Regions from separate parts of the Mus musculus genome. Here region 1 is linked to region 2. The links are chromatin loops, found by intact Hi-C in ENCODE. Cell type or tissue: heart. All regions are shown on one strand.

Region 1 (8,000 bases), 130 kb after region 2:
AAATAATACTCTTTGACTCTCAAAGACAAATGTGTGTGTGTGTGTGTGTGTGTGTGTGTGTGTGTGTGTGTGTGTGTGTATTAATCCAAGTACATGTGGAGTGACAGGCATGAAGTAGGCAGGGGTGAAATAGTAAACCTGGGTCCCTGGGTTTTGAGGGAGAGCTTCTGATTGGACAAGCAGCAATTATGTGAAGGTCATGGAAGCTGTGCATTAAGCAACAGTGAAGGGTGAGGAGGGTTGCTTTTCATGTAAGTTGTTTGGGGTGATTTCTCTGAGCTGCATCTGGGCATCATTTGAACTAAGACCTGGGGGATGAGATAGAGCCAAGCATGTAAAGATATGCAAGAGACAAACCCCACCACTGGGAAGGAACTTCACCTGACCAAGGAATGCAGGTGGGCTGTACAGCAGGGACAGAATGAACTCAGGGGCCACTGTACAAAAAGGCTGGAGAAGGGCAGGACGTAGGTCCAGGGGGACCTTGTCAGTGGTGAAAAGGAACCTGGGGATTTTCCCACATGCAGAGGAAAGGCATCTGAGGATTTTGAGTAGGGAAGTGACATATTGTTTAAAACATGAGTGCTAGGCTAGCAAGATGGTTCAGCTGGTAAGGCACTTGTCACCAAGCCTGATGAATCCAGTTCGGGAGCCGACATATAGGTAAAAATGAACCAAACCAACTCTCGCATGGTATTCTTTCATGTCTACTCCCATATGATGTGTGTGTGTGTGTGTGTGTGTGTGTGTGTGTGTGTGTGTGTGTGTGTGTTAATAAATGTAAGTGCTATACAGATGAATTGCAGAGGAAACCTGTTTTTCAGTAAAGAATGATAGGAGGGAAATTGCTTTTGCCGAGTGACTCTCCAAACATCACACCAAACTCTGCGTGATATGCCCGAGATTTGCTACATAGTTTCGCTCGCTGTTGGGGTAACAGCGTGCAACTAGACTTTTCTCCAAATCCATCATCTCCAAAACCAGCATGAGCCGGGGCTGAAGGGCAGGATGTGGTTTGGACATGTCGCCACCACCTCCTCCCTCCAGTAGAAAAGCTTCATGCCTTCATTGCACAGTGACACCCTGCACGCAATGGCAGATCCCCACACTGCCCACTCACAATGACACCATGGCCCCCAGGGGCAGCCTCGAGCATGACTCCCTGTTCCCCTACACCTCTGCCTCTCCTTCAGCACAGCCACAAATTACTGGCACCTGAGCTAAAATTTGCCCAGCAGCAAACAGCTACTTCCAAACAAGACATTTTCCTCTACTCCTTTCCTTGTGGCTAAGGGCAAAGGATGTAGTTGGCTCAGTCCTCTTGGTAAACAAATTACTGGATACAAATCCACTCTCTGGGGCAAACAGCTCTCTTAGCAACAGAAATGGTAGACAGATTCAGCCCTTCATCGTTAATATCACATGACATTATCTGCTGGTTCTTAGCAGTAGAGTTGTATTGGAGTAAGAGGTAGACTCCTTAGGTAACCCAAAACCATTGCCTCTTCCTAAATATGTTCATAATATTGTTCTGGACATTATTTCGCCTCAGCGTGGAAGCTGGTCACCAGTCATAGCACACTGTTGATATAAGATTTCCAGATTCTTTGCAGATGATAATAAGTCATGACGTTGCTGCAATTGTTAGAATAAAAGTTGGCCCTATGTGGCAAATTATTGATCCTCCAAATACGTATTCTCAGTTAGACATATCTGAACTTGAGTCTTAACTCACTGATTTCCTGCTGCAGCTTAACTGCTCTGAGCCTTAGTGTCTTCATTTGTCAAATGGGAAACTTAACCTCTTTGTCCATTGAAAATTGAGACCAGACAGATGAACTGTGTGGCACCATCTCTGCACACAGTAAATATCCATCGTTTTTAGCAAAATACGGCTTCATGGTTGAAGCATCTCTGCAAGTCATGACGTGTATCAACAGAGAGCTACTAAATGCACCACAAATATAATAGCGATGTCAGAGGAATGTTAAAGTCTGAGTGCATCCAGTTGACAACACATACAGTTGAAATATAGTCTTTAAACAAGCTATATTTTACCTTAGTACTTCCCTATGTTCTGCCTGGCAATAATTTTACCTAGCTGTCTTTTCTGTATTATGATAAAACACTGTGATAACGCTAAGTATGTTCTTGGTACCTGGCACTTTGTGAGGGCTTGATGATCTATTTGATCTTCACAACAATTCTTAAGGAAGTGGTATCATTATACAAAATTTATAGATAGGAAAAACTGAAGCCAGTAGTTTGACTCTGGGACCTTCACTTATACTCTCTATGATATATATTGCAAGGGACCCCAGGACCACATCTGGCCCTGCATTTATTTTTATAAATAAAGTTTTATTGTTACACACAAGTGTACACATTGATTTTCATATTGTCTAGGGTTGCTTTTGTGCTACAACAGCAGGTCATTTTCAGTGTAAAGACTGTATGACCCACAAACCTTGAAGCAGTTACTACTTGGGGGCCAGGTATGGTGGTGCATTCCTTTAACCCTAGCCCCAGGGGAGGCAGAAGCAAGGGGATCTCTTTGAGTTTGAGCCAGCCTGGTCTACAGTGTGAGTTCCAGGACATCCAGGGCTATTACACAGAGAAACCCTGCCTCAAAACAAAAAAAAAAAAAAAAAATCAAAAACCCAGTTCCTATTTGGCCCTGTAGAAAGTTTGCCTACTCCAGCTGTCAACCTTAAACTTCTTTAAGAGACTGGCACCGGGGAGAAGAGTAATTTTAATAGTGATCATAACACTTTATGTTTGCAACAGTAAGTTTTGGTTTTCTCAATATCTCACTTGATTCTCATTACAGTCCTAGAGGTAGTCTTTTGTTGTCGCTGGTTTGGTTTGTATTTCCTGTAGGTAGCCTTTTTATTGACATTTAGAAACCCCACAACAAGCTAGATGACTAGACAGTAAACTCCATGAGTCTGGGGATCGCGCGCTCTGCCCTTCCCTGTCATCTGTCTCAGTGCTACAACAGAGTGGACACAGAGATTCTTGCTAAATGAATGACGGTTGTAAAGGTCACCCAGACAGAGAATCCGATTCTCCTGTTCCAGGGCCCCACAGCTGCCTAGCAATGAAAGCGGGGACTTTCCCTGAAGATAGGGTGAAACAGAGATGAGATTACATGTCACCCTCCTGTCACTTGCCAGTGTGCTGCTCTATCCCTCTCCCTCCTCAGGTAACGAAGATAATAAGTTCAGCCCAAAGAGCTCTTTGCTGCTCCTAAACAGAGCCCGCAGAGCTTTCTTTGATGCACAGTCAGGGCCTGTTGCAGAGGCTTTTTATCTTTTTTTTTTTTTCCCTTGTGATGGGTGCCCTTTGAGATGGGATTAAGACTGACACTCTGGGGAGCAGTGGTCACATGGCACCCACGTTTTAGATGCATTTCTGGCTGATCGAAGGCTGGCCCCTGCCTCAGCTCCTACCCAAGGATGAGTCATGGTGCTCAGCCGCCTGCCCTGCAGGAGTAGGCTCCAGACTGCCAGGCTTTTGTTTTCTTTCATCTCGCTTTATGCTAGTCATGTGAGGCTCTGGGCATTAATAAACCATTGGCCTGGCCTTCTAGAGCCTGCTGCTGTTGCTCAGGGAGAAAATGAAAGGTTCGTGTTCTTTTTCCACTGTCATGTGCTGATTGGTGGCAGAACTGAACTAGGCGGGCACAGAGCCCTGCGGTCACTATGCATGGACAGAGCCTCCCCCACCCCACCCACCCCACATCCCCGGGCGTGTTTTGATGTCTACCCTGTCAGCATCACTCTTGTCAGCTCCTGACTTCTAAGTTTAGGTCTCCAGCACTAAGCACAATACAGCAGTGTCTCCTCCTCCTCCTCCTCCTCGTCCTCCAAGTCAGGAGGACACACCACCCCATGCCCATGTAAAAGATACCACATCTAGCATGAGGGCATTCAAGGCTTAGAACTTTTTGTTTCCAATTTAAAGTAAAATTATGTTCCAGGAACTAGGTCTGTCTGTGTTTGACAAGGGCCCAAAGGGCTCAATAAGGACAAATGTTTTAAATAAGGGCCTGGGACACGGAGGTGCTCTAAACCACCTAGGGCCATGGTTCTCCACCCTCATAATGCTGCAAACCTTTAATACAATTCCTCATCTTGTGGTGACCCTCAACCCATAGAATTATTTTCGTTGCTACTTCCTAACTGTAATTTTGTTACTGTTATGAATTGTAATGTAAACATTTTTGGAGATAGAGGGTTGCCACAGGGTCATCACCCATGGGTTGAGAACCGCTGATGTAGGGCATGGGTCCAAAGCGAATCCCCTGAAATCCGGCTTTTGTGTTCAGTTCTTATGTTCCCATTCAGTTGTGGTTTTGTAGTGCAGAGTTTTAGATTGTTCTGTTTCTTCCCTCTTCTGCCTTGATTCCAGTATCCAATATAGTATATACATAATACCAATACGGTATTATAATTTCTTTTCTTTTTGTTTGGCAATAATGGAAGTAGTAGAAATTAGCATAGGCCCTTGTCAAACAAACCAAACTTACCTGGCATCTAATTAACACCAGGCCCTTGGGTAGGGGTTCTGTGCATACTCTTTCATTGAAAGCTCACCACCTCAAAGACCCTGAATATTATTCATAGAAATGAAGAACCCAGATAGCAAAATGCATTTAGTGGCATGCCCTTAATCACAGAGCTAAGAATTTATCAAATCAAGACTCTATTGCATGGGCTGGTTGAGATAACTTAGCCAGTAAGAGTACTTGCTGCTTCTAGAGGACCCAGGCTTAGTTCTGACATCCATACGGTGGCTCACAACTGTCTGTAACTCCAGTTCCAGGGGATCCAATGTCCTCTTTTGGCCTCCATTAGCACAAGGCACAAACGTGGTATACTGACACACATAAAGCTTTCAAAAGAATTGTATCAAAGCTGACAGATACTAGGATTCTCCTTTGAGCCTCTGAGGAGAGAGAGGTAGACTCACTATACACCCTGTTTCTCTTCCTTAGCATCTTTCTATTAAAAAAAAAAGGTACCTGCAGCAAAGGAGTCTACTAATCAGGCAAGTTTCTTGAACATGAGAAGCAGGTACTGTCTAAAAAAGACTCATCCCTTCCTTGGGACATGCACATGGTCACCAAACATGAACCCGAATGTGTCCTGAGAGCAGTCGGTGCCAGTGGACAGAGGTTCAGGTCAGGACAAGAACAGATCCCCTTGGGGTGATTATGCAGAGCTCTGGTGTTCACAGGTCATGAGAGGTTCTGTTCCCTTTGGAATAGTGTCAGCTCTCCTTTCTGAAGTGGGCCAAATACAATGGATCAGCCCTGGCTGAAGCCCAAACCCTTTATATATAGAAGAAAAAAAGGAAAGCAATTAAATATTCAGCCTGACTCCTGGTTTTGAATTACCCCCATTTGTCTTTCACTCTGAGCATCTGCCTTTTATTGCCTCTCTGAGCATCTGCCTTTTATTGCCTAGTGGCCTCTCTCTCTCTCTCTCTCTCTCTCTCTCTCTCTCTCTCTCTCTCTCTCTTTCTCTCTCTCTCTCTCTCTCTCTCTCTTTCTCCTCCCCACCCCCATCTGTCTGTATCTGCATGTCATGTGACTCAAAAGTGAAGATTAGGTTTAAAAAAAAAAAAGAAATCTCTGTAGTCTAAGCCTGGCAACTTCTATTTTTATCCACAGCTGTTGGAGCTGATAGCAAAGTCACAGCTCACATCCCTGAGTGGCATCGCCCAAAAGAACTTCATGAACATTTTGGAAAAAGTGGTACTGAAAGGTGAGCACCCCACACACACCTCAGCCCTTTTCCTAGGTGTGGGAATAGGCAGGTGGGTTGTCTCATCACGTAGCATGTCACTAGGTTTAAAGGAGTATAAGCCTAGAGAAGTGAGTCATGGCGGCTGAAGTCAGGAGTACCTGCTTCCAGCTCAGAAAAGATGTGCCATCCATGCCCTTGGCAAAGACCAAGCACACTGCCCCTTGTCATTTCTTTAGGGTCATATGTTTTCCCTGCTTCAAGTTTGACTGGCTTCTCAATGAGGACACAAACCCTGCCCTTCATGGTGGAGTTTCTATAGCCCCAGGAAATGGAGCTGTGTGCAAAGCAGAATCCAGGCATAGACTGTTTGAACTGGAGGGGACCTTAAGACCTCTGGGTCAGCTGAGTCATTTCAGACATAGGGGAACTGAGGCACATGAGAAATGATTGTCTAGAGAAGTGACAGACAAGGTTAAAACCCAACCATCTGAACCCCCAAAATGCAGTCTTCTACTCATCTAAAAAGATGCTATCTGCTGAACAAAAAAACCCCCACCACTTTCTGATCAGGTGGACACTTGGCACTGGTGGAGCAATAGAAACAGAAAAGAGTTCTTTAGAAACCCGGGAGAAGGGAACAAAGAGGGACCCAGATGGCAGAAACTCTACCCACTAGCCGAGGATAGAATTAACACTGGTGAGAAAGAAAGACACAGGCAGTGCCCAGTAACAGGAGCCCACAACGAAGAAGAAAAGCCCACTTGTAACATGCCTGGCTTCAATAACTTAACTTTGATTTTCTTTTTCCCCCCACCCAAGTTCTTGAAGACCAGCAAAACATAAGACTTATACGGGAACTTCTCCAGACTCTCTACACATCCTTATGCACACTGGTGCAGAGAGTCGGCAAGTCTGTGCTGGTGGGCAACATTAACATGTGGGTGTATCGGATGGAGACCATTCTACACTGGCAGCAGCAGCTGAATAGCATCCAGATCAGCAGGGTAAGTGCAAGCGCCCGCCACCTGCCACCTGCCACCCCCCACCCACCGTGCAGTGGTTTCCTCCACTTAGACACTGAGTAGAAAGTCCAAGGCAACATAGTCTACTCTGGTGATGCAGGAGCTAATTGCTTCTGATTTGATGCCTCATCTTGGAGGGTGCTATGAGGGGCATCCTGATAGAGGGGAGTGGGAAGAAGAACTTGGCAGAAGAAGGTAGAGGAAACGTGAAGCCTAACAGCCAACTGGGAGCATCATGCAGAACACTGTTGGGGGCAGGGTGCTGGCCATCCTGCTGAAGTCTTCAGTGTGGCTTGGGTGAGCTCTCATCTCCTCAAAAAGAATGAGCTTTTTGTGTATTGGGGGGATGCTGCCGTCAATGCAATCATACCCAGAAGACAGGCTTGGAGAACTGGTACTGCCAGCCTTTTAAAATTTTAGTTCCATGTATTGGTAGTGAGGACAAGGGATGTCTTTGAATCAAGCCTGGACGTACATGTAAGAAAATACTGATCAAGATTCACTCAGAGCCTGTAGACTATAGGCATATGGCTACATACATCAGATGTTTGTTTTGGCTTTCCAAATTAAATACTCGTTGTTGGTTCCCATTGTCTTTATGGTGAGAGGGAAGGCTGAGACACACAAACCTGTGACTGCTGCTGGTGTAATCTCAGCCTCCCCGATGGACAGGCACACTCAGGACCTCACGGAACACTTTGCTGACTTATCTAATCACACACGCTGAGCTGGTTAAGTGGTTTCCGGGACCCATACAGTTTGGAACTGTACCATGTGTCAGGTGAAGGTGACATGCAGAAAACCCCACGACCTCTTGTAAATAATTACCTTGCCATGTGATAGTTCCAAAAAAGCATCCCCTATGTACAACTAATGATTTTTTTTTCTGGATCTTAGTTTCTTAAAGTCTGAAACACAGGGAATAATAGAAACCTCTACGTGGCTTCCAAAGAGTCACTTAGGCTACAAACCCACACTTGTGCACACCCACATCCCCACGTACAGGCACACACATGCACGTGCCTGCAGACACATGCATGCAAAGAGCAGAGCCCAAATGTAGGTCACCTTTCAGAAATTATCCCCACTGTTATACTGTTTTTAAGAAAATTAACCCCACTGTTATATTAAGAAAATTAATCATGTATTATGAGCAGTATAATTTAATAATTTATTCCAGTCTCTCTCCAGACTATAGACATAGCTTAACAATGTACATTTAAAA
Region 2 (8,000 bases):
TGTGTGTGTGTGTTTGCTATATGTTAAGCAGCTAAACTCTGTCTTTTCCTAAATTCTATTTGGCCAAACCAAAAGAATAGAACTTGCTTTTTTCTAAGGGTTAGAAACTAAAAGACTGACTGAAGCTGGTCAGACACTTATCCATGATCAGGCTCATCCAAACTCTTGATAGGCCTGGTTCTGGAAGGCCTAACTAGGTAGAAGGTGAAGGAGAAATCCAAGCAGCCTTCCAGGGGCCAGTGCTAAACTAATTCACTCTGCCCTTTGACCTCAGAATATCCTTGGCTTGCTCACCGGCTGGAAGAACCGTGATAGAGGAGGCATTCAAACTCCCCAAAAAAGTTGTTTTTCCTTTGTTCCTAGCTCCCAAAGACCAAAGCTGTGTCCTCAGCCCACACTCATCTTTCACTCTATTATCCAAAGCAATTATTTGATTTTTCAGCTCATTATATTATTAACATTTTTTTTGATTCAAGTGAGGGCTCACATTGCCATCTACACACACTGCAAGTGGTAACCCTGGTACTTCTACAAAGAAGATGAGACCCTGTGGTGGTTTGAATATGCTTGACCCAGGGAGTGGCACTATCTAGAAGTGTGGCCTTGTTGGAAGATATATGGCCTTGTTGGAAGAAGTGGTGTCACTATGGGGGTAGGCTTTGAGAGTTTCCTCCTAGCAGCCTGGATGCCAGTCTTCTGTTTGCTATTGGAACAAGATATAGAACTCTCAGCTCTGCCTGCATCATGCCCTCCTAGGCACTGCCATGCTGCCACCTTGATGATAATGGACTGAGCCTCTGAACCTGTAAGCCAGCCCCAAATAAATGTTGTCCTTCATAAGAGTTGCCTTAGTCAGACCCCCATGAGGCTCCCATCTTCTCCGTTCTCCATTATGCTTCTGTTCTCCTCAGATCAGGAACTTAACATAACCCACCCACTAGATGTTACACCCTGCACTGGACTCTGGGAAGACGGCAAGAGATCAAGCCTTCTGGATTCAGAGACTCCACACTGACAGGAGAGGCACAGTGGGCCAGCAGACATGTATAAGGTCTGAGGCACAGCCTCTGTCCCAAGGTGCAGAGGTTGTGGGAGCAGGGCAGAGGTGAGAAAGAGCAGAGAAGACTTTCAGAGAAGCTGGCACATGGACCACATGTGGAAGGATGAGTGAGGACGGTGCAACAGAAGATGGACCAAGGGAAGATGCACATAAAAGCACAGAGTACAGAACGAAGGGTCATCGGGCCCCTTTCAGAGATGTAACTGCTCACCCGTGTCATCAGCATGCCACAGAAGCCCAGGAATGGCCAGCATCCCTGATCCCTTTGTCACAGGCTCTCTGCTGCCACCTACTTCTGCCTCTAGACTCCTGAACCTAATGTCATGCTTTGGGTATCCATTTTGTCTATGAGCTGCTGAATTCTTTGGGGGTATGACCTATCACCATGAATGAGAATACTCCTTCCACCCTGCCTCAAGTATCTTAGAAGCCAAGTCAGTCCTAACTCCCCAGTGGAGATACTAACACATATATGTGCATGGACTTATAAGCTGTCTGATGAAGCAAGTATAAAAATATGCAAGTGGGAGGTGTGTTTCTGGGAAGAGTCAGGAGACCAACCAGCCTCCTCCTAAGAAGCGCTCTTGACACGGGAGCCAGCAGAGGTGTGACATGGAGCCTGGCAAGTCCTGACTTGTCTTCCCAGAGGTTACTCTGTGCCAACAAGGTGGAGGTAGTAACAGTGGAGAAACTAGAAACAAGGACTGTCACAAAAGTCTGAGCAATGTGGGAAGAGGAAGCCAGGCCTTTATGTGGCTCACTCGTGACTAGAGCAATCATGGACAGCAGTGCCCAGATGAGTGACACATGCTTGTCCCGCCCCCAGCCCTTCTGGTGATCCAACGCTCATTACTGTGGACCTGACCGCCTCTGCCATTGCCTTCTTCACCCCCACCAGTATTTCCCTTCTCTTCTTTCTTCAGGTCCTCCTGCTCCTCCTCTTCTTTCCACCCTCTTTCCCTCTATAGTACCTTTTCTTCCTCCTCTTCCTCCTCATTCTTTCTCCCTCCCTCTCCTCCTTCCTCCCTCCCCTCCTTTCTCCTCAGCTTCTTCCTTCCATCCCTCTCTGTCTCCCTCCACCTTGCCTTCTCTTCCTCCTTCTCCCTCCTTCTTCAGTCTTTCTTTCCTCTCCATTTTATTTTTCTTATCTTCTCTTCCTCTTCCCTCCCTCCCTCTTGCTTTCTCTTTCCCTTCCTTCTTTCTCCATCCTTCCCTCCTCTTCACTCTCCTCTACCCCTTCTGATCCTCTCTTCTTCCTCCTCCTCCTTTCTCCTCATCCCATTCTCCACTGCTCTTTTTCCACCTGGATCACTGTGCCTTGCCCCTTGCATCTAACTCACTTCTGTCTGGTGAGAGGAGACAGAAAAGGAAGGCTGAGTGTAAGAGAGCCCAGCTGAAGAGCAGTTAGCAGGTATCCAGAAGGGGCAGGTGGCAGACTCAACAGTTGTTATAAGTCAGAATACACAAATAGGGAGCGAGAAAGGAAGGGAGGGAGGAAGGGAAGGAGGGAGGGAGGGAGGGAGGGAGGGGGGGAGACAGACAGACAGACATGGGGACAGAATGCCTGATTAGAGTCAGGACTTTCACAAGACTATACAGATTACTAAAAATATTTAAGAAGCAAGCAAGCAAGCAAGCAAGCAAGCAAGCAAGCAAGCAAGCAAGCAAAAAACAAGCAAAAAGAGCCTTTCCTCTGGGCTCCTTTGCCTTGATAGCCTAAAAGGGAAACTGGAGCCCTCACAGAAGTCCTCTCAGGCAGGAGGTGCTACATGGATGTCCCCTGAAGAGCACCCAGGGCTCTGTCCACTCTCTGCCCCTCCCATGAGCACCTGCTACCTCGACTGTGACCCAGAGCTGCCTTCAATGATTCTGCACAGGTCACAGCAACCTGTTTACAGACATCTAGAGTTCCCAGGCACTCTTAGGACAAGGGGCTCGGGATGTGTCCAAATGGGCAGCAAAGCCTTGTTCAGAGAACGCGTTCCTCTCTTTCTATTTATACCGATGTAAACACTCGCCAAGGAAACAAGGCATGTGGGCATGCGCAGCCCTGCAGGCCCTCGGGTGGCTGCAAAAGGCAACTGGAAAGTCACATGTCATAACATTGGAAAGTACATATGCGGCTATTCTTAGCCTTGGAATGTATACACTGTCTGCCTGCCCGGCAGCCCTTGTACAGAGCTCTAGAAACTGTGAAAGTGCCTGCAGCATAAACAAACCCAGAACTCTCCGAGGACAGAGAACTTGCCAACGGAAAGGCCCGGGCTTTATGGTTTTATTCCGAGCCTAAGGTAGAAATCTTGAGAGGACAAGACAGACCCAGCATCAGTGGATGTCACTGCAGCAAAACAAGGTAAGTGTCCCTCATATGTCATTTCTCAGCAGGCAGACAGCCAGTGTCACCAATAAACCACAGAAGTGTTTGGTCTTTGTTCTCTATTAATTGCATCTTTAAAATAAAAACCAAAGAGCCCAGAGTCTTCTATCTAGATCTTGCAGCAGCCCACTGTGACCCCATCACTTCTGTGACCAGATGACCACACCCTCGAATTCTAGCCTTGGTGAGCAACTAACCCTCAGAAAGATTCCTAGATGAATTACCTGGCAAATCTGATGAGAATCTGGACAAAAGTGTACCTTTCTTATCAAAGGCATGGACTATTCTCGTGTCAGGCTAATATGTGAGTCCCTGACTATTCACTTTGGTTGGAAGATGCCTGTGCATAGCTGGAGATGCTGTGTGTCTTTTATCTCTGAAGATAATAACAGCCTGAAGTAGATCACTCTGTGGTCTAGGGTGAGGGTGGTTTCCTCTTGGATGTACAATGTGGTCTACTGTTCGTGATTCCACTGTCTTGGTAAATAGATAGTGGTAAATAGATAAATGAGACTTGGAGCCCCCACAGCTAACCCTTCCAGTGTACTCTGTGAGAAAGCCTTGATTTTGCTTCCGTCTGAAGCATCCCTTCTTCTTTGTAGGATGGATGAGGAGTTACCAGATGGGGTTGTCTTCAAAGACCACAGCTTCTCCTCTGACTTGTTAAGACAGCTCAATGGCTTAAGACAAAGCAAGATCCTGACTGATGTGAGCATCTGCTCCGGGGCCTGGGAGGTCCCTTGTCACCGCAGTGTGCTGGCCTCCAGCAGCCCCTACTTCAAGGCCATGTTCTGCAGCCACTTCCGGGAGAGCAGAGAGGCCAAAGTGCAGATGAAAGGCATCAGTTCCACAACTCTGGAGCAGGTCATTACGTATGTGTATACGGGAGAGGTTCATATCTCAGCTGCCAACGTCCTCCCACTGATGGAGGCTGCTGCCATGCTGCAGTATCCCCGGGTGTTTGAGGCCTGCTCCTCATACCTCCAGAGCCAGCTGGCCCCCAGCAATTGCCTGGGCCTAGTCAGACTCGCAGAAATCTTAAGCTGTGACAGCCTTAAGAAGAAAGCGAAGGAGGTGGCCCTGACTTACTTCCCAGAGGTGGCAGCATCAGCTGACCTGAAGGAGCTCTGCGCCATGGAGCTGAGGGACTACCTGGGAGATGACAGGCTCTGTGGTGAGGAGGAAAAGGTGTTCGAGGCCCTCATGGCTTGGGTGAAGCATGACCTTCAAGCCCGGTGGAGGCACATGCAGGAACTGCTGCAGCAGGTCCGCCTGCAGTACATCCACCCAGCCTTCTTCCATCACTTCATTGCCAATGACGCCCTCCTCCAGTCCTCGCCTGCTTGCCAGGCCATCCTGGAGATGGCCAGGAAACAGATCTTCTCTTTGTATGGTCCCAGTGCCCAGGATTGTAAACTCCTATGGCGCATGCCCCCAAGGAGCTCCTACCAAGACTTCCTCCTCCTCCTTGGGGGACGGAAGGACAACCAGCAGACCACCAGGGATGTCTTGCTCTACAGTGGACAGACTGGCCAGTGGCAGAGCCTAGCCAAGCTTCCCATACGGTTGTACAAGGCCTCAGCTGTCACCTTGCACCGGAGCGTCTATGTGCTCGGGGGCATGACTGTCAGTGAGGGAAAGAGTCTCATTAGCTGTGGTGTGTATATCTTTTCTCTGAAACTCAACCAGTGGAGGGTGGGGGAGCCCATGCTGGCAGCCCGCTACTCCCACAGAAGCACCACCCACAGGAACTTCATCTTCTCCATTGGGGGTACTGGAGAAGGGCAGGAGCTTCTGGCCTCCATGGAGAGGTATGACAGCATCCGTGACGTCTGGGAGAGCATGGCTGGCATGCCAGTGGCTGTGCTCCACCCTGCCGTAGCAGTGAAGGACCAAAGACTCTATCTTTTTGGGGGTGAGGACATCATGCAGAACCCTGTACGCCTTATCCAGGTAATCTGTAAGTCCTTTTCATCATGTTAGCACCAAGTGTGTTTGCACACACATGCACAGATGTATATAATACATATATAAATAAACATGCCTAATATAATGGCATATATATATATATATGCACACATATACATGTGTGTCTTTAGTCGTGTGAACAAGCATTCACATCCATATATATAACAACATGAACATGCACACATATACATATATGCACATATAGAATTATATACAGATATACTCACTCACATGCATATATACATATATATAGTATATACATACAAGCATATATATGTGTGCATGAATTCAGTCATGTGTATATTCATTCACTTGAACATATATATAGCAAATAGCATAAATATACATACATACACACACATGCACACAACAATTACATGACATACTCATATATGTATTTATAAATATATAATGGCATACATATGCAGACATATACATACATGCAGACATAATGACAAACATGCACACATACATATGCATGTACATATTCATGGGTATGCATGTGCATACATATTGTGTATATATATATATGCCTGCATTATGTATGTATATACTTATGTGTACATGAATTCATATGCATTTATATAACTGCATATATATGCCCAGATGTCATAAATATGTATGTGTATACATGCATTCTTGTATACTTATATACATAAACATATCTTTACACACATGTATGTTTACATGTAGGCATTTGTGTGTACATCCATATAATTATTTTTATCATGACATGCACATGTGCATATATACACCTCTGTGAATGCAGACACAAAATGGAACATACACATTTATACATATGAGCATATATATGCCCATTTGTGCACATATATGAACATGTGTGCACATAAATACATACATATGTAGAAATATGTGCACATATAAGAACAAATACATATGTGTGTGTATACACATACTCACACAGGCACACATCCAGAATGCACACATACATGCACACATTTACCTTTTGCAGAGAATGAAGAAAAGGAACTTTTCAGTGTTGTAATTTTAGGAATTCTTATTGTGAGACGAGTGCACCCCCATCCACATACAGCTTGTTTTCACTTGAAGGAAAAATTACCTAGAAGATCAGGCTGAAACAAATTAAGCAAAGTCCTTTTGGATGTGACTGTTTCCCCTAACCCATATCAGTAAGCCTTCACAAAAAGACTCCAAAGCTACTCCACCCTCAACCAACAAATCCCCTGGAACCTGACCTCGGGTCTGCTGAATCCAAGTCTCTTAGCCCGGGATCTGGCATCTGTGTTTACAAAAGTCTCCAGGAGGCTCAAAGCATGTCTGGGCATGGGAACTTAAGTGACAGGAGAAATTCACTTCACTTAGACAATCGCTGAGAAGTGTTTGATAAAGGCTCCCATCAGAAGATCAAGTGTTGTCCAGCTTCATGCAAGCTTCTAACAATTGTTCCAAAATGGTGAGCTTCTCTTTCCCATACAGAGGACCCCAAGGGTCTGTTCATCCATGTGCGTCATATTGAATGTTGCCCACTGAAAAGGCTCTGGAGACCTGGGAGGAAACAGAAAATTACATTTAACCTTCAAGGACTTTGCAAACCAGTTCCGATTCAGAATTTGAAGACACGTGCTCTGAGAGCTGGGGCAGTATCCTGAGTGGGAGGGACCTGAGGGAATGGCACAGAGTACGAGGGTCCAGAGGACTTTGAAGAGAACTCTGTGTTTGGCTTAAGCTGATTTGAGCAATGAAGCAGAGGAGGAGAGCTGACAGATAAGAAAGATGAAAGATGAGGAGGGGTGGGAGGTGGGGGGAGTCCAAGTAGATGCTGAGATGCATTGAAGAGAGGTTCAGACTGGGAGCAAAGAGCTTCTAACAGCAGAAGTCAGGCTTATCTGCAGAGGGAGGGAGTGATCCTGGATAAAGGTCCTTTGTATAAAAGCCCAGAAAGAAAGAAAGAAAGAAAGAAAGAAAGAAAGAAAGAAAGAAAGAAAGAAAGAAAGAAAGAAAGAAAGGAAGGAAGGAAGGAAGGAAGGAAGGAAGGAAGGAAGGAAGGAAGGAAGGAAGGAAGGAAGGAAGAAGGGAGACCCAGCCCACTGCCTGGAGAGCTAAGAGCATGGCACACAGTTGCCATGCAGAGCAAGGAGGAGGAAGGCTGTATGCTGGACAGTCGCTGAGAAGAACAGGTGCTAGCCCTTGTGTAATCTTCATCATCCCCAGCAACCTCCTCCACCCAGATGCTGTCTCCAAGCCCCTCCCATCAAGATTCTGGAACATTCCAGAAGGGCTGGTGGAGGTGAAGCTGTTACAGCTGGACTTTGTCAGTCTTGTCAAGAAGCTGAGGTGGTGACCTGACAGTATGGGCAGAGAGAGCATCGAAGCGGTTCTCGGTGTGTGGTGGGGAACCAATCAGATTTGCATTTTTAGCTCCCTCTATGCTTGGAGAAGAGGGACTGGAGAAGAGCCAGGAGTTTCTCCCAGAAGTCCAGGCAAAGAATGACAATGGCTTACACACTATCAGAGCCCCTGGAGATTACTTCCCCTCCCATCTTTCTTGCAGCCCACACTCCCACTGACCATCTAGAAAGAGCCTCACTCTCCAGCAGTGCCATTCTCAGTCCC

What was found. Hi-C counts contacts between places; a loop is a spot of excess contacts. Peaks named below come from ENCODE experiments on the same cell type or tissue, not always from the same donor. Only the 100,000 strongest peaks of a DNase experiment are listed, where the experiment ranks them.
Region 1: it touches region 2 in a loop (2.6-fold over the local background); 4 of 42 quality-filtered maps call a loop at or near these places.

What each region holds. Positions count from the first base shown.
Region 1 is chr15:58,190,042-58,198,041 of GRCm38, reverse strand. Fbxo32 (F-box protein 32) reads left to right here. Exons shown (of 9, transcript NM_026346.3): 5 at 5,678-5,771; 6 at 6,573-6,757. Among named protein-coding and RNA genes, the nearest start is that of Fbxo32, 21 kb to the left of the region's middle. In heart, no CTCF peak of the experiment used is centred here; DNase peaks (open chromatin) are centred at 3,711 and 5,171; H3K27ac peaks cover 5,414 bases.
Region 2 is chr15:58,319,372-58,327,371 of GRCm38, reverse strand. Klhl38 (kelch-like 38) reads left to right here and starts at 3,203. Exons shown (of 4, transcript NM_177755.3): 1 at 3,203-3,413; 2 at 4,040-5,390. The coding sequence starts at 4,041. In heart, a CTCF peak has its summit at 1,362; DNase peaks (open chromatin) are centred at 1,861 and 3,041; H3K4me3 peaks cover 3,212 bases; H3K27ac peaks cover 5,769 bases.